Regions from separate parts of the Homo sapiens genome. Here region 1 is linked to region 2. A link is a loop called in an ENCODE intact Hi-C map of the cell type or tissue named here. Cell type or tissue: right lobe of liver. All regions are shown on one strand. Each heading gives the region's core, and the rest is flanking DNA. Links, peaks and the distances in the headings are about the cores only. Region 1 overlaps LOC102723370 (a long non-coding RNA gene). Region 2 overlaps LOC124902645 (a long non-coding RNA gene).

What was found. Peaks named below come from ENCODE experiments on the same cell type or tissue, not always from the same donor. Only the 100,000 strongest peaks of a DNase experiment are listed, where the experiment ranks them.
Region 1: a loop joins it to region 2, with 4 times the contacts of the local background. A loop is called at or near these places in 19 of 110 quality-filtered maps.

The regions. Positions count from the first base shown.
Region 1 is chr11:21,926,583-21,939,451 of GRCh38, reverse strand. The region is part of intron 2 of LOC102723370 (a long non-coding RNA gene); the gene reads right to left. LOC105376587 (a long non-coding RNA gene) reads right to left here. Exons shown (of 2, transcript XR_931117.3): 2 at 6,717-7,103. Among named protein-coding and RNA genes, the nearest start is that of ANO5, 260 kb to the left of the region's middle. In right lobe of liver, for the core only: a CTCF peak has its summit at 6,178 (motif pointing left); no DNase peak of the experiment used is centred there.
Region 2 is chr11:22,123,702-22,136,570 of GRCh38, reverse strand. All of the region lies in intron 1 of LOC124902645 (a long non-coding RNA gene), which reads left to right. Among named protein-coding and RNA genes, the nearest start is that of ANO5, 63 kb to the left of the region's middle. In right lobe of liver, for the core only: a CTCF peak has its summit at 5,679 (motif pointing right); no DNase peak of the experiment used is centred there.

The sequences.
Region 1 (12,869 bases), core at 2,510-10,509, 200 kb after region 2:
CATCTCAGTTTATTATAATTCAATGTTCACACCAGGAGAGGTTGAGAAGACTAGAGGCTACATAGCCCCTGCTCACAACCTTGGGGCCAAAGCAAGAAAGTCATGAAGACAAAAGCAGGCCACTGGCTCTACATTCATATCCGGATGCATTGTCATTTCAACAATGTCCATGATTTCTTCACCAGGAGGAGATTCCATCTCAATAAATCACTTTCTTTGCTCTTTCATAAGAAGCAACTCCTCATCCCTTCAAGTTTTAGTATGAGACTGCAGCAATTCAGTCACATCTTCAGACTCTACTTCTAATTCTAGTTGTCTTGCTATTTCTATTTAATACCACATCTGCAGTTACTTTCTCCACTGAAGTCTTGAATCCCTCAAATTCATTCATGAGTTTTGGAATCAACTTCTTCCAAACTCCTGTTCATGTCGATATTTTGACCTCCTCCCATGAATCATGAATTTTCTTAATGGCATCTAGAATGGTGAATTCTTTCCAGCAGGTTTTTAATTTAATTTGTCCAGATCCATCACACAAATCACTCTTTATGGCAGCTATAGCCTTATGAAATATATTTCTTAAATAAGAAATGCCTTTGAGAGTTGAAAGACTTGAAAGTAGAAATTACTCTTTGATCCATGGACTGCAGAATGGATGTCCTTTTAGCAGACATAAAAACATTAACTTTTTTGTTCATCTCCATCAGATCTCTTGGGTGACTAGGTGAATTCTCAATAGCAGTGATATTTTGAAAGGATTTTTTTTTTTTCTGAGCAGTAAGTATTAACAGATAGCTTAAAATATTCAGTAAACCATGATGTAAATAGATGTACTGTCATTCAAGCTTTGTTCTTACATTTGTAGAGCACAGGCAGAATAGATTTAGGGTAATTTTAAAGAGCCCCAGGATTTTCAGAATGGTAAATGAGCATTGAGTTCAACTTAAAGTCACCAGCTGCATTACCCCCTAAGAAGAGAGTCAGCCTGTCCTTTGAAGCTTTGAAGCCAGGCATTGACTTCTCCTCTCTATCTATGAAAGTCATAAATGGAATCTTCTTCCAATATAAGGCTGTTTTGTCTATATTCAAAGTCTGTTGTTTAGCATAGCCCTCTTTATCAATTGTCTTAGCTAAATTTTCTGGATTACTTACTGTAACTTCCACATCAGCATTTGCAGCCTCACCTTGCACTTTTATGATATGAACAAAACTTTATTCCTTTAACTTATGAACTGACCTCTGCTAGCTTCAAGTAACTGAAGGCAAATTAAAGAATCACATCAAGTTATGATTATAGCACAAAGGAGTTGAGTAGGAACAAAGCTATATTTGATTAAGGAACTCACACCAGACAGGAATTCAAATATACAAACACAAATGCCAAGAACCAGAAATAGTAAATAAGAAGGGTACTATAATAAATGCTGCGAATATATGATTGCTGTTCTTTCTCCTCTCAGCTTTTCTGAGAGACACCAAGTTTATATAAAGAAAGAATTATAACAACGTATTGTTGGCTACTTTCTTTGTATATGTATCACAAAGTCATCATTTTGTCAATCAAAAGGTTTTTTTTTTCACATAGTCTACTAAAGTAGGAAAAGTGAGACTATGTTTAATTTTAAAAAATTATTGTGGACAGAGTATGGGTTTATAATTAAAGCTATCAATGACGTATTTGGTTTTCTCTGCAATGAATCAAACTTTCACAAGCAGTGAAAAAATTACCAATGCTGCATAATTAGACAGAAAAGGATAAAACCATATTTAAATACTTTGTTTTCAACCACTGTCAAGATCCATTAATAATAAAGACCACATGTACATAGCATTCCCTATATACCCAGCAGCATTCTGAGTGCTTTCCGTTTATTAATTTCTTTAATCTTCAAAACTCTCTGAGGGAGAAACTGCTGCTGTATCTTTTTTTTTTTTCTTTTTCTTTTTTTTTCAGATGAGGAAACTGAAGCACGGACAAGTTAAGTGATTTTTCCAACATCACACAGACACGAAATGGTGGGAGTAGAATTTGAACTCAGGCATTCTGGTGTGAAGGTCTGCACAGTTAAACACTAGGCTATCCATTTTAAGATTTTTTCTTTAAAATAGTGTTGTTATGTAGGCTCTGAGACAAATATTTTGATAAAGTCACATAAATATGGTGAAGAAGCATTTTCTGAGCATTCAGGATGTCAGTAAAAGAAAGACGTATAGATATTCTAAAGTTTCTCTCCTTCATTCCATAGATGATAAAAAACAAAGGGCCAGGAATTGATTTTTATTCAAGATCATGTTACTGCTTAATAGCAAGGCCTAGGGTTGAATTCCAGGTTTCCTGGGTCTTAACCTCACATTTAAAAAAAATCCATACCAAAAAGAAAAAGTTGCAAGAAAGATTTTCCATTGCAATTTTCAGTTCAGCAAAAGAATGACACTGCCTTGTTCTATAATTTAAATCAAATCTCACTTTATTTCAATTACCCATCCTGGATATGGAAAATAAATAAGGAAGGATTCAGCTAAAAAGAGAAGAGAAGAGCCACAGGTAATGCTGCAGAAAGATCAAGGCAAATGAACAACAAAAGAAAGCATTGGAGTTTTGGGGGGGACAACAACAGAAAAGTTTATTGAGAAGTTTACTGAGGACATCATATGAGTTTTCTAGGAGGAAGACAGAGGAACATTTCAGAAGTCAAGCCCAGCTGTTATAGTGGGAGAAGTGAGTAGGTATGGAAACTAGACTTCCCTTCTGAATATATGAGTATATAAACTGGAATGATCTTGAAATTTAGATATGAGGAAATTAAGATTTACATCCAAGTGCAGTTCACTGCCTATGTACAAGAATCCAGACATTAACCAGTGTTTATAGACTGGTTCCTACATGGTAAGTATCAGTAAAAAAGAGGAGCTAAGGGTATCTCTCAACTTCTTCAAAGTTATTTTTCCATAATCCTATTGTATCAAGTCAATAAGAGGAGTCACAACACTTTTAATGAAAATTTAAAATAGAAGTAAATTCTCTTCCTTTTTTTTTTTTATCAACAGGGATCATTTTGGTTAAGTCACTGCCTTTCAGGGTTCAAGTGAAGTTTAAGTTTTATTACTTCCAGACTTTTCAGAACATTTAATATTGTGATGTCCATTATCCGAGAGACCTAGAGCATGCACATTTGCCCAAATCTATTTGATCAGGGGAACTCTTTTTAGAAAGACTAACCTGTTGGATGTTATGTTTTCAGCACATACTTCAGAAAACTCATCCAGAAATAATTCACTTTTACATCATTCAAAAATTGTTATACACTTATTTTTCTGTTTTCTCACTGGACTTGGATTTTCCATATGATGTGTGGTCATCTTTCCAACAAGTTAAGTGTGAACACCATCCCTACCTCTTCACATTTCTAGTTCAATATCTTGAACTAGAAATTATCAACTTTAAATATTTAAAATCCAGTAATGTCTCATAGTTGAACAGCTTTGTCTTCTCCTTTATCAATCATGCACTGTGCAGGCGCTTTTATCAAAGACCATGTGAAAAGTTCAGTGTTGTCTTTCTGCTTCCTGGGCACAAAGTAGCCAATTCTGGAAGTGAAGTCTTTCCCTTTATGGTTTCCAATGCAAAGGCAGCACCTATCAGGCCCCTGGTTTGTGACATGGCTCCTGTGTGTGACAAAGTTTGACAGATCACCTAGTAGCAGCAACCACCTACCTTTCACAGTTGTGCTGAGTTTTGGTGCGCAAGACATCTTCTTTTTGCAGTTTTCTTCTAAATTTCTTAGCTTAATATTCAAATTTCAGCCCCATTTTCAGTCTCAGTCTCCCTTTTCAACCTGTCTCCAAGGACTCGCTTTGATTTTTTGGATTTTTTTTTTTTTTTTTTTTTTTTTTGAGACATAGTCTCGCTGTGTCGCCCAGGCTGTAGTGCAGTGGCGCAATCTTGGCTCACTGCAAGCTCCGCCTCCTGGGTTCACGCCATTCTCCTGCCTCAGCCTCCCGAGTAGCTGGGACTACAGGCGCCCGACACCACGCCCGGCTAATTTTTTTTTTGTATTTTTAGTAGAGACAGGGTTTCACTGTGTTAGCCAGGATGGTCTCGATCTCCTGACCTCGTGATCCGCCCGCCTCTGCCTCCCAAAGTGCTGGGATTACAGGCGTGAGCCACCGCGCCCAGCCATGGACTTTTTTTTTAAAATTGATTTATTGAGTCATTAATTCATCCAACAATTGTTTTCTACCATAGGTGTTGTGATGAATAGAGACAAATATGGAGCCTGCCAGCTAGAAGCTTTGGCTTGGTAGGAAGAAAACGACATGCAGAAAACATTCGCTGGATATATGGTAATAGATAAGAAGTACTATTAAATAGTAGGAGGTAAGGTGTCATCTGAGTTGAGAGGAAGACTTCTAAATGGGGCATTTGAGAAGGCTTTATAGAAGAAGTTACATTTGAGATGATCCTGGGTCTCCAAAAATTTCTGAGCATCTACTATGTGCCAGCTTGAGATTACATTCATGACTAGCCTCAATAAAACGAATAACACTTACTGCATGCCATGTACCCTCTCAGCGCCTTTTCTGTGTTCTCTCTCACAACAATTGCAGAAAGTATGGACTATTTTATTCTCATTTTGCAAATAAACAGACTCATTCATTTAATTTGTCTGCAGACCCTCAGTTAGTAAGTGGTAAAGACAGGATTTACATCCAGGAAGCATAGGTGCAGGTTCCATGTCCTCACTACACTGTAGTAGATTAAACTATGTTCCCCCTTCTATGGTCCTGGATCTCACGGTGGTCAGTCTAATACAAGAGACTATTGTTAGACAGTCTAGCACACGAGACTAGACTAGTACATAGGCAACTATAATATAAATTTATGGGATAAAATATGGGACATGCAAAGCATTTGGGAGCAAATAGGGAGGGCAACTAGCCCGTCATGGAAGATCATGGAAATGGCCATGTCTATTCTGAAACCTGAATTATAAGTTGGAGTTTGTCAGGCAAAAGAGAGAATAAACAAAAGAGGAAGTTGGGATGGTCAGAGTGAGTGTTTCAATAGAGAGGATAGTATGCATGAGAGCCCATAATAAAGGAGCATTGGCAGATGAGGGAACTATTTAATGTGACTCCAGGACAGAGCTGTGGCTATAACAATTATTGCACAGATTAGTTGTGAGAATTAGATAAACATACACACACACACATATATATATGTATATATGCCTTGCTTAGCCTTAAGTCAGTAGTTATGACAAATTCATGCTCAATTTCTTTTGTGTGTTGAGGGTTCCCTTGATCATGAGTCAATAAAAGTCATCTGAAACTGTGCTGTGAGTTACTTTGCAGTCTAAAAGCAAACTTCGTAAATGTGGAAAATCAAGAAAAAACCACTGATTAATTTTTTTCCAGGAAAAATGTAAGACAAAGAACATTAACCCAAAGCAATATTTTGAGCCACATCTTCCCTCTAAAGAGGTCAAGTAATGCTAAAAGAAAGGAAAAAAGGAAGAAGAGGAAGAGAAAAAGGAAGACAAAGAAAGAATATATACAACTTGGACAATGATATAGGCCATGAAAGGAATCTTGACCCTGTGACACTGCTGATCTTCAGGGTGTGCTATGCATATTGTAATCTATGAAGCTGTGCAGTGCACAACCTGTAGTTCAATATATGGTAACACTGTGCCACAAGTGAATATAAAATGTAGCCATGTTGTAGTCCATTTTGGGGAGAAGTTTCTGACTCAGTGATGATCAATACTAGAGTGAGTTAGACTGAAAAAAAAAAAAAAAAAAAAAACAAGATCCCCATCACCAGAAGTTTCCAAGTAGAGGTAGGTGTACCTTGTTCTACTAGGGATGTCACACGAAGGAGAGAGGCTGAGCAAAGTTATCTAAGACTTGTCCTGACTCATTCTAAAGTTCCATGTTCCCATGATATTTATATGTCTTTTGACTTTTTTCTTTTAAATGTGTGTGTATAATTAGAACATATTTTTAATGTAGAATATATAGAAAAGTAAAAAAATAAAAAATGTTTCTTTAATTGTGTAATGCACTACTTATACTTCACAAATGTTAACCAAAATACATATGCCACGCCAACTTTTTGGAGCATTTTCTTCCAGTTCATATTTGCTGCTCATTTGCTGATTTTTCCTCCCCCTAGTGGCAATCAGATAACACTAATCCTATTTTCCCCATTCATACTATTTGGATGTATTACCAATAATTGAAAATATTTTAATGGTTTCATTTAACTTTATGGAAAAGTTACTTACACATCTGCAAAGTGAGGGCTTCTCTGTTGTTTCAAAAGCCTATTAAGTTATCTAAAAGACCTTAATATTAAATACACTTAGATTTTGTAGTTGTTGATCAATGTGCCTGTCTTAGCTACTGAGACACAGCATTTTCGTCATAAAAGGCAGCAATTATGACATTCTGTAATGCGGCGGTCCCTAACCTTTTTGGCACCAAGTACTGATTTCATGGAAGACAATTTTTCCAACGGCTGGGTTTGGGGGTGGTGGGTTCAGGAATATTCAAGCACATTACATGTATTGTGCATTTTATTTCTATTATTATCACATGGTAATACATAATAAAATAGTTACACAACTCACCGTAACATAGAATCAGTGGGAACCCTGGAATTTTTTTCCCTGCAACTAGATTGTCCCAAATGGGGGTGATGGGAGACAGTGACACCCCAAGTGTGTTGCTTATGTCCAGTCTACTCTGTAATCTTATTTTGGTTGCTGTCACTGCAGAAAACCCTGCTTCACAAAGATAGGATGTTGGAAATAGAAGCAGGTTTTTCAGTGCTTTCGTGGCAATCTCAGTATATTTTGCCTTGACTTTAATCCAGAATGTGTAAAGACTTGAAGTTGTCTCAAACATACTTTTAAGGCCACCTCGATTTGCGATTTCAAGCAGTTGATCCTCTTCCAGCACAGACAAAGTCAATTCACCTGGCTTATTCACAAATGGGTTGCAGATCCATTCCTTCCCAGTTGTGGAGGTGGGTCTTTTGTGGTTGGGAAATAATGTTCAGACTCTCTTGAAAGCTGAGATAGGTGATCATGCACCAGCTGGAAGAAAGAAGGCCCTGGCTCAGTATCTTTCAAAATTTCTTCTAATTTTTGAAACATGTCAAAAATCCCAACATTCGCTCATTGCCCCCATTAATTCCAGTTTGGCATTGGATGCAACCACTTTATATGCAGACTTGAACACAGTTGTAATTCTCCCCTGAGGTGACAGATTGAGTTCATTGAGCAGGTTGAATATGCCATCAAATAAGCAAGTCTTGTGACCCATTCTGTGCCACTAAAATGTGCTACTCAAAGACTCTGGCCAGTGATCTACCTTTAGAAAGCCATCTCACTTCTGCGTATACGAGAAGACGTATGCGCTCTGCGTCCATATACTCACAGAGCTGCGCAAACAGAAGTGAGTTAAGGGGATGTACTTTAATGCGGTTGATGATTTTAATCACATACTGGAAAACGTTGTTAAATTTAGGTGACATTTTTTGGCTCATCAGCATTTCTCTGTGGATGACCCAGCGTGTAGACTCACATTAAGAAGTGACCTCTTTGACCCAAGTAGCGAAACCAGAAAGCCATCCAGTCATGGCAGCCACTCCATCTGTGCATATATCAATACCATATGACCAACTCAGTTTCCTGATACGTAATTACTCAAAGACTTCAGTAGTTCTGCAGCTGTGGTGTTGGTTGGCAACAGAAGTGCACATATCATACACATCCTCCTGAAAAATATATTGTACAAAAACAAGCCTTGTTGCTTTGTTGTCAACATCAATAGACTCATCAACCTGGACTGCATACCACAGTGACTCACTAATCCTCTCTAACAATTATGCCTCAATATCTTCTGCTATTTCATCAATTCATCTAGTTATGGTGCTAGCTGAAAGAGGAACATGTGCCACCTTTGGAACTGCAGCCTCTCCTAAAAGTTCACAACAAATGTACTTAGCAGCAGGCAGAATCAACTCTTCACCAATAGTAAAAGTTTTCTTAGCTTCAGCAGTGCGATTAGCTACTAAGAATGATGCTCTCAGTGCACACACATTTGATGAAGTGGTGGCCTTCAATAATTGCGTCTGTTCTTTGTGTTTGTATTTTTCTTTTGAAAAACTTCAAAGGTGTGCCTTTTAATGCAGGGTGCTTAGTCTCCATGGGGCACAGCTGTTTTGAAAGTTTTATGGCTTCACTGAATAGCCGATTGCCATATATGATACAAAGCGGGCTTGGACAAGGTGAATCTCCTGTTGCAATGAAACCATAATTTAAGTAGAACTCTTGGTATTTTCTTTTAAATGCAGCTTTCTTTTTGTTGGCAGTTTTAGAGTCTTCTGCTGTCTCATCATTGGGTCTTTCCCCTTTTTCATAGAAGCTCTGTAGGGACGTTTGTTTTTTACTCATTTTAGCTAGGGTTAGCTTGCGGGCTTACCAACACCATGACAGAGACAAGTGCACAGTGTGGAAAAGAGGCACGAATGGAAGTGGTAAATAAAATAATGTGCAGGCCATCTGCAGACTAAAATAAGTGTCAGATTGTGACTTAAAGCCTGCCACCAGATGCAACAGACAATTGAAGTACATCAACTCACTTGCCAATATAAAGCCTGCTACCAGATGCAGCTTGTCACTTGCCACACACTTATTGTGTTTTGATATGAGTCTGTAAGCAATTGATTTATGATGGTCTCTGTGTAGTCAAACCTCTCTGCTAATGTTAATCTGTATTTGCAGCCACTCCCCAGTGCTAACATCACCACCTCAGCTCCACCTTAGGTCACTAGGCATTAGATTCTCAAGGAGCATGCAACCTATATCCCTTGCATACACAGTTCACAATAGGGTTTGTGCTTCTCTGAAAGTCTAATGCTGCCACTGATCTGACAGGAGGCAGAACTCAGGTGGTAATGCCAGCAATGGGGAGTGACTGTACATACAGATGAGGCTTTGCTCGCTCACTCAATGTTCACCTCGTGCTGTGTGGCCTGGTTCTTGACAGGCTCCGGTCCTTGGCCCTGGGGTTGGGGGCCCCTGCTGTAGTGGAATGAATGGTGGTCCCCAAAAACATACATTTATTTTCTAACCCCCAGAAACTGTTAATGTGACTCTATTTGGAAAAAAAAAATATTTTTACATATATAATTCAGTGGAAAATCTTGAGATAAGATTATCCTAATTTATCCAGGTTGCCCTAAATTCAATGACATGTATTCTTATAATAAGCAAATGAAGAAAAAGGCACAGCCATTGAAAAGAAAGCTTTGTGAAGACAAACCCAGAGATTGGAGTTTGGCAACCATAGCCAAGGAATACCTGAAGCCAGTAGACAGTGGAAGAGGGAAGGAAGGATTCTTCCTTAGAGCCTCCAGAGGCAGTGGGGCCCTGCCAACACCTTGATTTCAGACATATGGCTTCCAGAATTGTGAGACAAGAGACTTATGTTGTTTAAAGCTGCCTGTTTGCAGTGGTTTGTTATAGCAGCCACAGGAAAATAACACGTTCTTATATGTATTGTATCAAAATCACAACTGCCAATTGGTCATTTTTACCTGAGTAACACAAAAAATATCTTCGAATGTTAGTTTGAAGCTACCTGGCCTAAATTTTCTTAATTTTGACATTCAGTTTTAAGATGTTGCTTCTGAAATGTCATTTGCTTCCAACAAATAAAGTTTCTCTTTGCTCTGGAGATTGAAAGTACTCACATATAGGGTTGTGAAGAAGTTAAAATCTGATGCCAGCATGAGGGAAAATGCAAGGAGCCCCGGCAGAAAAACATAATATTTGAAGCAATGTCTGGATTATTTAATAAAATGTAGGACTTTCTCTTTCTTTCGCCCATTTCTAAATGTTTACATACAAATAACAACCCAACTTGATTATTGACTACGTATCCTTATCATTTTCACTCATGCAGAGCAGTGTTTCCTATAAATATTTATGGAAAAATTGTTCTTTTATGCACTTAAAATCCTTGCTTGATGGTCTTGAGTTGATTTCTGGCACTGTTCAATGTCAAGGGCACTGCAGTTTCCTCTGAACAAAACATCCTGGTTATCTGTAAAAATGCAGCTGCAGATGCAGGCTTTGCAGTGTTAGATCAAGAAGGCCAGCATTTCACAGAATCCTGAAAGTTGACAGATGGACACACAGACACACTCATACAGATGCACATGCACACATAATCTTCTACATACCAGTCTTTGTAGCTACGTTATTGTAGGTGGAGTATCTTGAAGCATGTAAGGAGAGCCACAGTACTGCATGTGTGCATGCACAATGTTTTTGGTTGTATTGACACACAGATGTGTCTTCAAATACCATGCAATCTTTTCAGACACTGGTAAGTAATAAGTAAGTGACACTTCTATTACACTGATTGACATTTCATTATCTAAATGCTTTGCCTTCTTTTTGCTTTGGGAATATTAGTCATCAGTTCCTCAAAGCAATTACACTGTCTGTGTTACTCCAGTTATTCAAAGGGCATCGGGGGATTATTTAAAAAAAATACTAAAATAAAACAAGTCCTTAGAATAATGTCCTGAGCTCAGAGAATTCGGCCACTGGAAAATAAATAAATAAATAAATAAATAATCTTGCAACTCCTATGTTACTTGAAGTTAGGAAAGGCAAATAAGTTATTTCAATCAGTGTCTCACCAGTGAGGTACAAGAATTGGGCAAGATCAATGAGATTTTTTTTTCCAGAAGTGAAAGTTGTGATTTTAAGAGTTGATGACACCTGTCATTATGCTGAATATGAAACTTTTATCAAAGTGTAGTTACCTCTCCTAACCTCATACCTTAGGAATAAACTACTATTTAGTTTTGCATAGCTGTATATTCAGGATGTCTTAAAAATTTCTAGAAGTATCTCTTTTGCTATTAATATTTCTCTTCTTGGTAGCTTCATAGGACATAAAAAAACATTATATTTCTTTGGTTCTAGGGTTATTATTGAATTTTTAAGTATGTTCAAATTCACTCTGTAATGATCTATATAAAGTGAAAGCACTGGGAGAATGAAAATACACATATAAACAATACACAAATGTGAAAGATGGATAACAGTGCATGGCATCAGGCTTGTGGGTTGATACTGGAATTTATTTAAGTTATGGTCACAAGTATAATGATGAGAAATCAAGAGGAAGGGACTGACCCAAAAGGGAGGCTCTTACCTAAGTTTCAATACAGGGCATAAATCGAGCAGCCTAGAGCAAGGACTTATGTGAAGGTGAGTATGTGCCAGAAAAGATACAACTGTAGAATGCCGGAGCTAATTGGGCCCTAGAGATCATCAAGTCTAGCCCCTTTCATTAAGACAACAAAAACTAATTTACTTTTTACTATCAGTTAGATGCTGAGTATTTAATGGTAAGCTGGAATAACAAGGAAGGCCCCCCTGCCTTCACTCATAATACATAATCAACCACGGGGAAAACATGGGCTCAGAAAGGGGAAGAGACTTGCTCCAGGTCATCCATCTCATTTGTACTGAGTGAATTCTACAATCTGGGTCTCTGGAATTCTTGAAATGGCTGCCAATAGCTATTAGGCAATAGCACTTATGGGTCACTGCCAACTACCTGACATTCAAATGCTTTGTCTTTTTAGCTGAATAAATTACGTGGCCTGGGCTATCCTTCCCTAAACCTAACTGAGCTACCTACATAGTTTCATGTTCACAAGGCACGTGGTCATCAAAGCCTTAACTGAAGATGACAGATTCAGCAACTAACTGTGCAAGCACAACTTGCCAAAAACTACTCCAGCGTCTAGCTTGACTGCACCCTAACCATCTATCATCAGAGATTTCAACTGCTAACTTTTTAAATTTTTTAAAAATTTTATTTATTTATTTTTTGAGACACGGTCTCACTCTGTTTCCCAGGCTGGAGCACAGTGGCATGATCATAGCTTATTGCAACCTTGACCTCCTGAGCTCAAGTGATCCTTCCACTTCAGCCTCCCAAAGTGCTGAAATTAGAGGTGTTAGCCACCATGACCAACCTCAACTGCTACCTTTTTAATACATATTTCTTCCAAATGACCTACACCTTGCAAAGAGCTCTCATGTTGCTGATATGCAGTTGCTTTTGGAGTGAATACATAAGTTTACTGAATATCCCATCTATAAAATAAGTTGCATAAGTTTACTGACTATCCCATCTATAAAATTTTCCAAATGACACGTTGGTAGATATTTAGAAGTGAAGTAACTCAGTTTTAAAGACAGTTGATAGCTTTTTCCTTGGGTCTGAGTCTGTGTGCTCTTGTGTAGGGAAAAAAAGGGTGGTTAAGGACTGGCGGAAAGGTCTCCCTGTTAAAAATATTTTCTCAGACATACTAATCACAGATCATTAGAATTGGAACATTTGCCCCATTTCCTTATGTTATATTTGAGGAACATCATACACAGAATTCAAGTGACAGTCACTTAGTGACAGAGCCCAGGAATTAAGTGGATATTCTGGTGTTAATCCCAGTGTTCGTTCTGTGTTCCACTGTTGTTGGTTATTTCTTCAAAATTATACATTGCCTCACATAGACAATCTCACTGTTCATGCTAAATTGAATGCAAGAGAGATTAAATATCATTGAGAAGATGTTTTGGTGCTAAGTGTCCGTAACACCAACTGTCATTGGCGGATACCAGCCATCCTTGCTTAAGTACAGGTCTAGTTCTTCACTGAGAGACACATTAAAATACATTTTAAATGAGTACTTGACTTTTTATTTTTATCCAAGCAAAAAAGCTCTCAAAGAGAGTAGTCAACATATATAACTAAGTTACATTAGCCAG
Region 2 (12,869 bases), core at 2,532-10,531:
GGGATAACATTAAATCTGTAGATCACATTGGGTAGTACGGACATTTTAGTAATATTATTATAACCCATGAACACAGATTATCTTTTCATATATTGATGTCTTCTTTGTTTTTTTCATCAATGTTTTATACTTTTCATTGTATAAATCTTACACTTCCTTGGTTAAGTTTATTCCTAAGTATTTTATTCTTTTTAATGCTATTGTAAAATGGCATTTAAAAATGTTATTGTGGCACTATTCACAATAGCAAAGACTTGAAATCAACCCAAATGTCCATCAATAATAGACTAGATAAAGAAAATGTGGCACATATACACCATGGAATACTATGCAGCCATAAAAAGGATGAGTTAATGTCATTTGCAGGAACACGGATGAAGCTGGAAATCATCATTCTCAGCAAACTATCACAAGGACAGAAAACCAAACACCGCATGTTCTCACTCATAAGTGGTAGTTGAACAATGAGAACACATGGACACATGGAAGGGAACATCCCACACCAGGGCCTGTTGGGGGGTGGGGGTCTCGGGGAGGGATAGCGTTAGGAGAAATACCTAATATAAATAACGAGTTGATGGGTGCAGCAAACCAACAAGGCACATGTATACCTATGTAACAAACCTGCACGTTGTGCACATGTACCCTAGAACTTAAAAGTATAATTAAAAAATGCTATTATAATGGTATCAGGATAATGTTGGCCTCATAAAATGAGTTTCAAAGTATTTCCTCCTCTTCATTATTTTGACAAAAGTTTGAGAAAGACTGCCGCTAAATCTTCTTTAAATGTTTGGTAGAATTCACCAGTGAACTCTTTACCAGTGAAGTCATCTGGTCCTGGGCTTTTCTTTGTTGGGATGTTTTTGATTACTAATTCAATCTCCATACTAGTTATAGGTCTGTTCAGGTTTTCTATTTCTTCATTATTCAGTGTTAGTACATTGTATATTTCTAGGAGTTTATTCATTTCTTCTAAATTATCCAATTTGTTGGTGTATAATTGTTTATAATACTCTCATATGATCCTTTGTATTTCTGTGATATCAGTTTTAATGTCTACACTTTCATTTCCAATTTATTTGAGTTTTCTCCATTTTTCTTAGTAACTATATGGAATGGTTTGGGCTCTGTGCACCCACCCAAATTTCATCTCAAATTTTAATCCTTATGTGTTGAGGGAGGAATCTATGGGAGGTGATTTGATCATGGGGGAGTTTTCCTCCATGCTGTTCTTGTGATAGTGAGTGAGTTCTCACAAAATCTAATCACTTAAAAGTGTGGTACTTCCCCTTATCTTTTTCTCTTCTTCCAAAGATGTACCTTTCTTCCCTATCATCTTCTGCCATGATTGTAAGTTTTCTGAGGCCTGCCCAGCCATGTGGAATTGTTAGTCAATTAAACCTCTTTTCTTCATAAATGACCTAGTCTCATGTAGTTCTCTGTAGCAGAGTGAAAATGGACTAATACACTATAGATAAAGAACTGTCAGTTTATCTTTTCAAGAAAAACTTTTATTAATCTTTTCTATTGTTTTTCTAGTCTCTGTTTCATTAATTTCTGCTTTAATCCTATTATTTTATTCCTTCTGCTAACTTTGAGCTATGTTCTTTTTTTTCCCCTAGTTTCTGGAGGTATAAAGGTAAATTTATTATTTAATATCTTTCTGCTCTTTTTGCCCCCTAATTTCCAAAACTTGTTAGTTTCTGATTTTTAATGTAGGAGTTAATCACTATAAATGTACCTCTTAAAAGTGCTTCACTGCATTCCATAACTTTTAGCATGTTCTATTTTCATCTTCTTAAGAAATTTTTTGATTTTTAAATTTCTTTATTGTTTCATTTGTTGTTCAGGAATGTATTGTTTAATATGCACGTATTTGTGAATTTTCTGATCTTCCTTCTGGTTTTGGTTTCTAGTTTCAAACCATTGTGGTAAGAAAAAGATACTTGATATAATTTCAATGTTCTTAAATTTGTTAAGATTTGTTTTGTGACCTAACATGTGGTCTATTCTGGACAATTCCCCTTGTATGTTTGTGAAGAATGTCCAGTATTCATCTTCTTTGGGATGAAATGTTCTGTATATGTCTATTAGGACAATTTGATCTCTGGTGTTGTTCTAGTCTACTGTTTCCTTACCAGTTTTCTGTCTGTATGTTCTGTCCACTGTTGAAGATGGGATATTGAAGTCTCTTAGTATTATTGTATTGCTATCTATCTTATTTCATCTCTATAAATATTTGATTTATACATGTAGGTGCTCTAATGTTGGGGGTATATATATTTATATTTTTATATCTTACTGATAAATTGATAATTTTATCATTATTTAATGTTTTGGACTTAACATCTACTTTGTTTCTGTATTTTTCAGATTTCAATTCATTTATTTATTTTTTATTTTTTCCAACTTTTATTTTAGGTTCAGATTTCAGGTACATGTACAGATTTGTTACATGGGTAAATTGTGTGTCACAAGGGTTTGGTGTACAGATTATTTTGTCACCCAGGCAATGAGTACAGTACTCAGTAGATATTTTTCCAACACTCACCCTCCTCCTACCCTCTAACCACAAGAAAGAGGTCTGGTGTCTATTGTTCCCTTATTTTTGTCTACATGTACTCAGTGTTTAGCTCCCACTTATAAGTGAGAACATGTGATATTTGGTTTTCTGTTCCTGTTTTAATTCCCTTAGTATAATGGCCTCTGACTTCATCCATGTTGCTGCAAAAGACATGATTTAATTCATTTTCATGGCTGCATAGTATTCCATTGTGTCTATGTACCACATTTTCTTTTTCCAGTCCATCACTGATGGGCATCTAGGTTAATCCCATGTCTGTGCTATTGTGAATAGTGCTGCAGTAAACATATGTGTTCATGGGTCTTTATGGTAGAATGATTTATATTCCTCTGGGTATATACTCAGTAATGAGATTGCTGGGTCAAATAGTAATTCTGTTTTAAGTTTTTTTTTTTTTTTTGAGAAACCTCTAAACTGCTTTCCACAGTGTCTGAACTAATTTACATTCCCACCAAAGTGTATAAGCATTCCCTTTCCTCTGCACCCTTGCCAGCATCTGTTATTTTTTGAGTTTTTAATCATAGCCATTCTGACTGGTGTGAGATGGTATCTCATTGCGGTTTTGATTTGCATTTCTCTAATGATTAGTGCTTTTGAGCCTTTTTTGTATGCTTGTTGGTGGTGTGTACCTCTTCTTTTAGAGAAGTGCCTGTTCATGTCATTTACCAATTTTTTAGTGGGGTTGTTTGTTTTCTTCTTGTTTGTTTCTTATAGACTATGAATATTTGACCTTTGTTGGATTCATAATTTACAAATATTTTATCCCTATTACAAATACTTTGCCTATTTATTCTGTTGATAGTTTCTTTTGCTGTGCAGAAACTCATTAGTTTAATTAAGTCCCATTTGTCAATTTTTGTCCTTGTTGCAATTGCTTTTGGGGTTTTCATCATGAAAATGTTGCCAGGGTTGATATTCATAATATTTCCTAGGTTTTCTTCTAGGGTTTTTATCCATCGTGAGTTAATTTTTGTATATAGTGACAGGTAGGAGTTCAGTTTTAGCCTTCTGCATATGGTTAGTCAGTTATAACAACATTTATTGAATAAGGTGCCCTGTCCCCCATTGCTTGTTATTGTTGGCTTTGTCAAAGGTCAGTTGGTTGTATGTGTGCAGCTTAATTTCTGGATTCTCTAGTCTATTCCACTGGTCAATGTGTCTGGTTTTGTTCCAGTACCATGCTGTTTTGGTTACTGTATCCTTGTACTATAGTTTGAAGTTGAGCAGTGTGATATCTCCAGCTTTGTTCTTTTTACTTAGGATTGCTTTGGCCTATCACTCTCTCTTTTTGGGTTCATGTGAATTTTACAATAGTTTTTTCTAACTCTGAAAAATATCATTGGTAGTTTTATAGGAATATCATTGAATTTGTAAATTGCTTTGCGTAATATGACCATTTTAACAATGTTGATTCTTCCTATCCATGAATATAGAATGTTTTTCCATTTCTTTGTGTCATCTCTGATTTATTTAAGAGGTGTTTTATAATTCGCATGGTAGAGATCTTTCACGTCCTTGGTTAGCTGTATTTCTAGGTATTTTATTCTTTTTGCAGCTATTACAAATGAGACTGTGTTCTTCACTTGTCTCTCAGCCTGGATGTTATTGAGGTGTAGAAATGCTAACAATTTTTGTTCATTGATTTTGTATCCTGAAACTTTGCTGGAATTGTTTATCAGATCTTCTTTCTTTCTTTCTTCTGCATTGAACAGAGACTTTACTTTTAGCCTATGGGTATCATTGCATGTGAGATGGGTCTTTAAAAGGCAGCATACAGTTGGGTCTTGCTTCTTTATGCAACTTAACCCCTTTGTGCCTTTTAAATGGGGCATTTAGCCCATTTATGTTAAAGGTTAACACTGAAATATGTGGATTTGTTTCGGTCATTGTTTTGTTAGCTGGTTGTAATGTAGACTTGATTGTGTAGTTGCTTTATATTGTCAATAGTCTATGTACTTAAGGGTGTTTTTGTGGTTTATGGTAAGTCTTTCATTTCCATGTTTAGCGCTCCTTTAAGGATCTCTTCTAAGGCAGTTCTGGTAGGAACAAATTCCCCTAGCATTTGCTTGTCTGAAAGGAATCATACTTTCTTCACTTATGAAGCTTAGTTTGGCTGGATAAAAAATTGTTGGTTGGAGTTTCTTTTCCTTAAGGATCTTCTGGCTTGTAGAGTTTCTGCTGAAAGGTCTACTGTTAGCCTGTTGGGGTTCCTTTTTAGGTGTTCTGCCCCTTCTCTGTAGCTGTCTTTAATGTTTTTTCTTCTGCATTGACCTGGGAGAATCTTCTGACTATGCGTCTTTGGGATGGTTATCTTGTATAGTATCTCACACAGATTATCTGGATTTCTTGAATTTGAATGTTGACCTTTCTAGTGATGTTGGGGAGATTTTCATGGACAACATCCTCAAATGATTTCCAATTTTCTTGCTTTCTCTTTCTCTTTCAAAGATGCCAAAGCATCATAGGTTAGTCTCTTTACATAATTCCATAATTCTTGGCAGTTTTGTTCATTTTTTAATTTTATTTTTCTGATTAAGTTGAAGAACCAGTCTTTGAGCTCTAAGATTCCTTCCTCAGCTTGGTCTATTCTGATGTTAATATTTTTGATTGCATTATGAAATTCTAGTAGTGTGTTTTTAAGCTGTATCAGATTAGTTTGTTTCTTTATTAAAATGGCTATTTCATCTTTCATCCTTTGAATCATTTTACTAGATTCTTAGATTTCTTGGATAAGTTTTAACTTTCTCCTGGATCTCAATGATCTTCATTGCCATCAAGATTCTTAATTGTACGTCTGTCATTTCAGCCATTTCATTCTGGTTAAGAACCATTGCTGGAGAGGTAGTGCAGTTGTGTGGAGGCAAGAAGACTCTCTGGATATTAGAATTGCCAGAGTTTTTGCACTGGCTCTTTCCCATCTGTGTGGGCTAATGGTCTTGTAACTGTGGAAAAATTTGAGTACAGTCCCTTGGTTTCATTTCTGCCTGTTTTCAGAGGACTTTTGCAGGGTCTTTATTTATGGCTGAATTCTTGCCCTTGGTTTCACATGGAAGTGTATTAAGAAAATTATTTTTGGTGTTGTAGTTTGAGCTATGATCCAGTAGATGGCACTTAAGCATAATGGCTGGTAGATAGGGTATTATTTTGCGTGGCTCCTCTGTATCTCCTCATTTTTGCAGCCATACCCTTCTCAGTGCTCTGAAACTGTGGACTCCTCTTTCACTCAGGTGCTGGCCACAGATGTCAGCTTGGTACTCCCAGGCTATGCACCGCAGCCTTAGGGTAAGCTCATGCTTTTTGTTTCCTCTTCAGCTTGGGTGCAGCAGAGGCAAGGACCTTGGCATTGACAATGGCAGAGGGCCTGTCACTTGTCTCTGGGAGTTTCACCCCACAGAAACACAGATCCTCTACCAATTAGAATGATAAGCTGGTGATGGGGTAACTGTGATGTAGGCCCAAACTGGAGGTCTTACCTCGTGAATAGCTTGGGGTCAGGGACTCATAGGGAAGAGAGACTGGGCTTCTCTTCACACAGTGGCTGTAGAATTCTGGAGGTGCAAGCAAAGTGATCAGGGTCTTTGCTCTGTAGCACAAGACCAACAAAGACAGGTACCACCACAACAGCAATGACAGAAACCCTGTCAGTTGTTTCTAGGAATTCCTCTCCAGAGAAACACAGAGCCACCACTGACTGAGGTGATCAGAGAGTGGTAGGGCGGCTGCACTGGGAGCCCAGTTTGGGAGGCCCTGCCCAGTGAGGATCCAGAGGGTCAGGGACCTCCATGAAAAACATCTGTCTGCTTTTCCACATGGCAGCTGCAGTATACTGAAGGCCTTTGACAGTTCTTGAGCTCTCAGATCTCCATCATGAGGGCAATAGGATAGGGGCTGTGGCAGTGGCAAACACTGCAAACTTGTTGGTTACCTCTGGGAGCTCTATCAGAGAAATGCAGAGCTGGGACTGGTCTAAATGCTCAGACAAGGGTGGTGATATGTTATGGCTCTGTGTACCCACCCAAACTCATCTTGAATTGTACTCCCATAATTCTCACATGTTGTGGGACTGACCCAGTGGGAGATGACTGAATCATGGGGGCAGCTCTTTCCTGTGCTGTTCTCGTGATAATGAATAATTCTAATGAGATCTGATGGTTTTAAAAATGGATGTTTCCCAGCACAAACTCTCTCTTTTTTTGCCTGCTGCCATCCATGTAGGACGTGACTTGCTCCTCCTTGCCTTCCACCATGATTGTGAGGCCTCACCAGCCATGTGGAACTGTAAGTCCATTAAACCTCTTTGTCTTCCCAGTCTCAGGTATGTCTTTATCAGCAGCATGAAAATAGACTAACACAGTAAATTGGTACCAGTAGAGTGGGGTGCTGCTGAAAAAATACCTGAAAATGTGGAAGTGACTTTGGAACTGTGTAACAGGCAGAGGTTGGAACAGTGTGGAGGGCTCAGAAGAAGACAGGAGAATGTGGGAAAGTTTGGAACTCCCTAGGGACTTGTTTAATGACTTTGTCCAAAATGCTGATAATGATATAGACAACGAATTCAGGCTGAGGTGGTCTCAGATGGAGATGAGGAACTTGTTGAGAACTGGAGCAAAGGTGACTCTTGTTATATTTTAGCAAAGGGACTGGCTGCATTTTGCCCCTGCCCTAAAGATTTGTGGAGCTTTGAACTTGAGGTATATGATTTAGGGTATCTGGCAGAAGAAATTTCTAAGCAGCAAAGTATTCAAGAGGTAACTTGGGTGCTGTTAAAAGCATTCAGTTTTAAAAAGGAAACAGCATAAAAGTTTGGAAAATTTTCAGCCTGACTATGTGATGGAAAAGAAAATCCCATTTTCTGTGGAGAAATTCCAGTCACTGCAGAAATTTGCATAAGTAACGAGATGTTATTCCCCATGACAATGGTGAAAAAGTCTCCAGGGCATATCAGAGATCTTCATGACAGCCCCTCCCATCACAGGCCCGGAGGACTAGGAGGAAAAGATGGTTTCCTGGGCCAGACCCCGGGCTCCCTGCTCTGTGAAGCCTAGGGACTTGGTGCCCTGCATTTCAGTTCCTCCAACCATGGCTAAAAGGGGCCAAGGTACAGCTCAGGCTGTTGCTTCAGAGGGTGGAAGCCTCAAACCTTGGCAGCTTCCACATGGTGTTGAGCTTGTGGGTACACAGAAGTCAAGAATTGTGGTTTGGGAACCTCTGCCTAGATTTCAGAGGATGTATGGAAACACTTGGATGCCCAGGCAGATGTTTGTTGCAGGGGTGGGCCCTCATGGAGAACCTTTGCTGGGCAGTGTGGAAGGGAAATGTGGGGTCAAAGTCTCCACACAGAATCTCTATGGGGCACCACCTAGTGGAGCTGTGAGAAGAGGGCAACCATCCTCCAGACCCCAGAATGGTAGATCCACTGTGCACCTGGAAAAGCTGCAGACACTCAATGCCAGCCCATGCAGGGGGAAAGTAGCCAGGAGGGGGACTATACTCTGCAGAGCTACAGGGACGGAGGTGCCCAAGACCATGAAAACCCATCTCTTGCATCAGCATGACCCTGATGTGAGATGTAGAGTCAAAGGAGATCATTTTGGAACTTCAAGATTTGACTACCCTGCTGGATTTCAGATTGCACGATGCCTGTAGCCCCTTTGCTTTGCTCAATTTCTCCCATTTGGAACAGCTGTATTTACCCAATGCCTATACCCCCATTGTATCTAGAAAGTAACTAACTTGTTTTTGATTGCACAGGCTCATAGGTAGAAGGGACTTGCCTTGTCTTGGATGAGACTTTGGACTGTGGACTTTGGAGTTAATGCTGAACTGAGTTAACACTTTGGGAGACTGTTGGGAAGATATTATTGGTATTGAAATGTGAGGACATGAGATTTTGGAGGGGCCAGGGTTTTGGGGAACCTGCCCTGAAAATCACGTAGGTTCTTTTCTATTTTCCTAAGTGTTGGCTGGCTTGAGAAATAAAGGGACAGAGTACAAAAGAGAGAAATTTTAAAGCTGGGTGTCCAGGGGAGACATCACACATTGGTAGGATCCATGATGCCCCACAAGCCACAAAAACCAGCAAGTTTTTATTAGGGATTTTCAAAAGGGGAGGGAGTGTGCAAATAGGTGTGGGTGACAGGCATCAAGTACTTAACAGGGTAATAGAATATCACAAGGCAAGTGGAGGCAGGATGAGATCACAGGACCACAAGACTGAGGCGAAATTAAAATTGCTAATGAAGTTTCGGGCACCATTGTCATTGATAACATCTTATCAGGAGACAGGGTTTTGAGATCAACCGGTCTGACCAAAATTTATTAGGCGGGAATTTCTTCTTCCTAATAAGCCTGGGAGCGCTATGGGAGACTGGAATTTATTTCATCTCTGCAGACTTGACCATAAGAGACAGGTACGCCCCGGGGGTCCAGTTCAGAGACCTACCCCCAGGTGCGCATTCTCTTTCTCAGGGATATTCCATGCTGAGAAAAAGAATTCAGCGATATTTCTCCCATTTGCTTTTGAAAGAAGAGAAATATGGCTCTGTTCTGCCTGGCTCACCAGCGGTCAGAGTTTAAGTTTATCTCTCTTATTTCCTAAACATTGCTGTTATCTTGTTCTTTTTTCAAGGTGCCCAGATTTCATATTGTTTAAACACACATGCTCTACAATTTGTGCAGTTAATGCAATTATCACATGGTCCTGAGGCGACATACATCCTCCTTGGCTGACAGGATTAAGAGATTAAAGCAAAGACAGGCATAGGAAATCACAAGGGTATTGATTGGGGAAGTGATAAGTGTCCATGAAATCTTTACAATTTATGTTTAGGGACTGCAGTAAAGACGGGCATAAGAAATTATAAAAGTATTAATTTGGGGAACTAATAAATGTCCACAAAATCTTCACAATCCACGTTCTTCTGTCATGGCTTCAGCCAGTCCCTCCGTTTGGGGTCCCTGATTTCCCACAACACCAGGGGTGGAATGATATGGTTTGGCACTGTGTCCCCACCCAAATATCATCTTAAATTGTACTCCTTTAATTTCCATGTGTTGTGGGAAGGACATGGTGGGAGATAATGGAATCATGGGGGTGGGTCTTTTCTCTGCTGTTCTTGTGATAGCGGATAAATCTCATGAGATCTGATGGTTTTATAAGGGGGAGTTTCCCTGAACAAATTCTCTCTCTTTTTGCTTGCTGCCATCCATGTAAGACATAACTTGTTCCTCCTTGCCTTCCTCCATGATTGTGAGGACTCCCCAGCCATATGGAACTGTAAGTCCATTAAACCTCTTTCTTTTGTAAATTGTCCAATCTCAGGTATGTCTTTATCAGCAGTGTGAAAATAGACTAATACAGGTGGAGTGGCTGCATCGGGGTCCCAGGCCAATGGGCTTTGCCTGTTGATGTGCAGCAGAGGTGAAGTCTATAGTCCATCTACTCAGCACCAAGGATGCAGCTCCTATCCTGAGAGCGCATGAGATAGGCTGGCCTCCCTTGTTGTTTGGAGCTATGGAAGCTGGCTTCAGGGTACTTAGGGATCTAAGACCATTGGGGCTCCATGTAGGCTTCAGTGGCAGATCTACCCAGCTTTCACAAAACTCTCCATGTTAGTCTGGAGGCTCTAAAGAGGAGGTCAAGGGGATCTTCTGTGCTAAGGATTTCAAAGACTCATGGCAGAAGTATGGGTCCTGAGATGCTCTTGCTCACTTACTCTATCCTCTTGGTGGGGAGCCACTCTTGGTGCCATGCCAATCCTGGGTGTGTGCTTTTCCTGCCTTACTTCTCTCTGAGCTCCATGGGTCACTATTGCTTATTTGATAAATCCCAACATTACCTCCTGGATAATCCATTTGAAGAGCTAGTGTTTACTTCTCATTCTATCTCCTCTCCATGAGAGTGGCACACAATAGCTGCTTCTAGTCAGCCACCTTGCACCTCCTCTGTGTTTGTTTAAGTAAAGCCACCCCAGCAATCTTTTGTTTACCATTTGCATGAAATACCTTTTATTCTATCCCTTCACTTTTAGTCTGTGTGTCCTTAAATCTCAAGTGAGTCTCTGGAAAACAGCATATAGTTGGGTCTTTTTTTAAAAAAAAAATCTATTCAGTCACTCTATGTCTTTGGATTAAGAATTTTAAACCATTTATGTTTAAAACAATTTTTGCTAGCAAAGGACTTACTATTGCTATTTTGTTTGTTTGTTGTATTAGCCTGTTCTCGCACTGCTGATAAAGATGCCCGAGACTGGGCAATTTACAAAAGAAAGAGATTTAATACACTTACAATTCTGAGTGGCTGAGGAGACCTCACAATCATGGCAGAAGGAAAGGAGGAGGAAGTCATGTCTTACATGGATGACAGCAGGCAAAGAGAAAGAGCTTGTGCAGGGAATCTCCCCCTTATGAAACCATCAGACATCGTGAGACTTACTCACTATCACAAGAAAAGCATGGGAATGACCTGCTACCATGATTGAATTACCCACCAGGTCCCTCCCACAGCACATGTAAATTCAAGATGAGATTTGGTTGGGGACACAGCTAAACCACATCATTTGTCTTATAGTTCTTTTGCTCCATTTACATCTACACTTTTAATTCCTCTCCTATTTTATGTTATTTACATCATAATTTACATATTTTTATATTATGTATCCATTAACATTTTTTAGTTATGTTCTTAATACTTTCGTCTTTTTACTTTTATACTAAAATAAAAAATGATTTAGATACCCTCATCACTTATTACAGTATTCTCGACTTTTCTGTATTTTTACATTTATATAGAAAGTTTATACTTTCATATGTTTTTGTGTTACTATTTAGCATCAGTTTGTTTTGACTTATAGAACTCCCATTAGCATTTCCTGTAAAGCATATCTAGTGGTAAAAAACAAAGAAAACACTATCATTTTTTGCTTGTCTGGGAAAGGCATTCTTCATTCATCATTTTTAGAAGACACTTTTGCCAGATTTAACATTCTTAGTTGGCAGAGTTTTTTTTTCTTCTTCAGCACTTTGAATATATCCGCCCTTTTCCTTCTGGCCTGCAAGGTCTCTGCTGAGAAAACCACTTGGTAGTCATACAGGGACTCTCTTGTGCATGAAGAGTCACTTTTATTTTGCTACATTTAAAATTTTGACTTTGTTTTGTCTTTTGATGATTTGATTATCATGTATCTTGGTATAGGATTCTTTGGATTTATCCTATTCCAGGCCTGTTGACCTTTTTGAATTTGGATGTCCATTCCTCTCCTCAGATTTGGGGAGATCTATCAATCTGTCTATCTATCTATCTATCTATCTGTCTATCTATCTATCTATCTATCTATATATCTATCATCTATCTATCTATCATCTATCCATCCATCTGTAGATATAGATGGATAGACACTATATATAATATCTATAGATTATATATAGATTATAGATTTTATATAGATTATATCTCTACTTATCTCTATATATTTATCTATCTATATAGATAGATATCTCCCCTAATCTGAGAGGCTTATATATATATAGTTTGTATAACTATATATATAGTATAACTTTATATAAACTATATACATAGTTTATTAGAGTTATTTGAGTTATAATATTTAGAGTTTTAATTATTAGAGTTTTAATACTCAGAATGCAATCTTACATTTTATTTACCTGAGTTCATATTATTAGTGTCTCCCTTTCCCTACTGCTATTGTTTGGATATTTGATCCTCCAAACCTCAAGTTGAAATCTGATGCCCAATATTTGGGCTGGAATCTAATGGGAGGTGTTTGGATCGTGGGGCTGGATTTCTCATGAATGACCTGGTGCCATTCTCTCAGGAGTGAATAAGTTTTCATTTATAGATCCTACACAACTGGTTGTTGAAAACAGCCTGGCACCTCTTTCTCTCTCTCTCATGGTTTTCCACTCATCATGTAATTTCTGCACACATGGATTCTTATCCCCTTCTATCACAAGTGGAAGCTGCTTGAAGCCCTCACCTGGAGCAAACTGTGGTACCATGCTTCTTTTGCAGCCTGTGAATTTATGAAGGAAATAGGTTTATTTTACCCAGCCTCAGGTATTCTTTTGTAACAACGCAAACAAAATAATACACCCACATATTGCCTACAGCATTCACACTTCAGTTCTTATGAATCCTAAGACATATGATATAACTTTTACTACCTAACCTTATAGCAGTGTGTGTCAGTCTTATAGCCATGATAATCTTTTTGTTTTTTTTGAATAGGGCTATTATATGTTTTAGGTAATAAGAATGAAGACT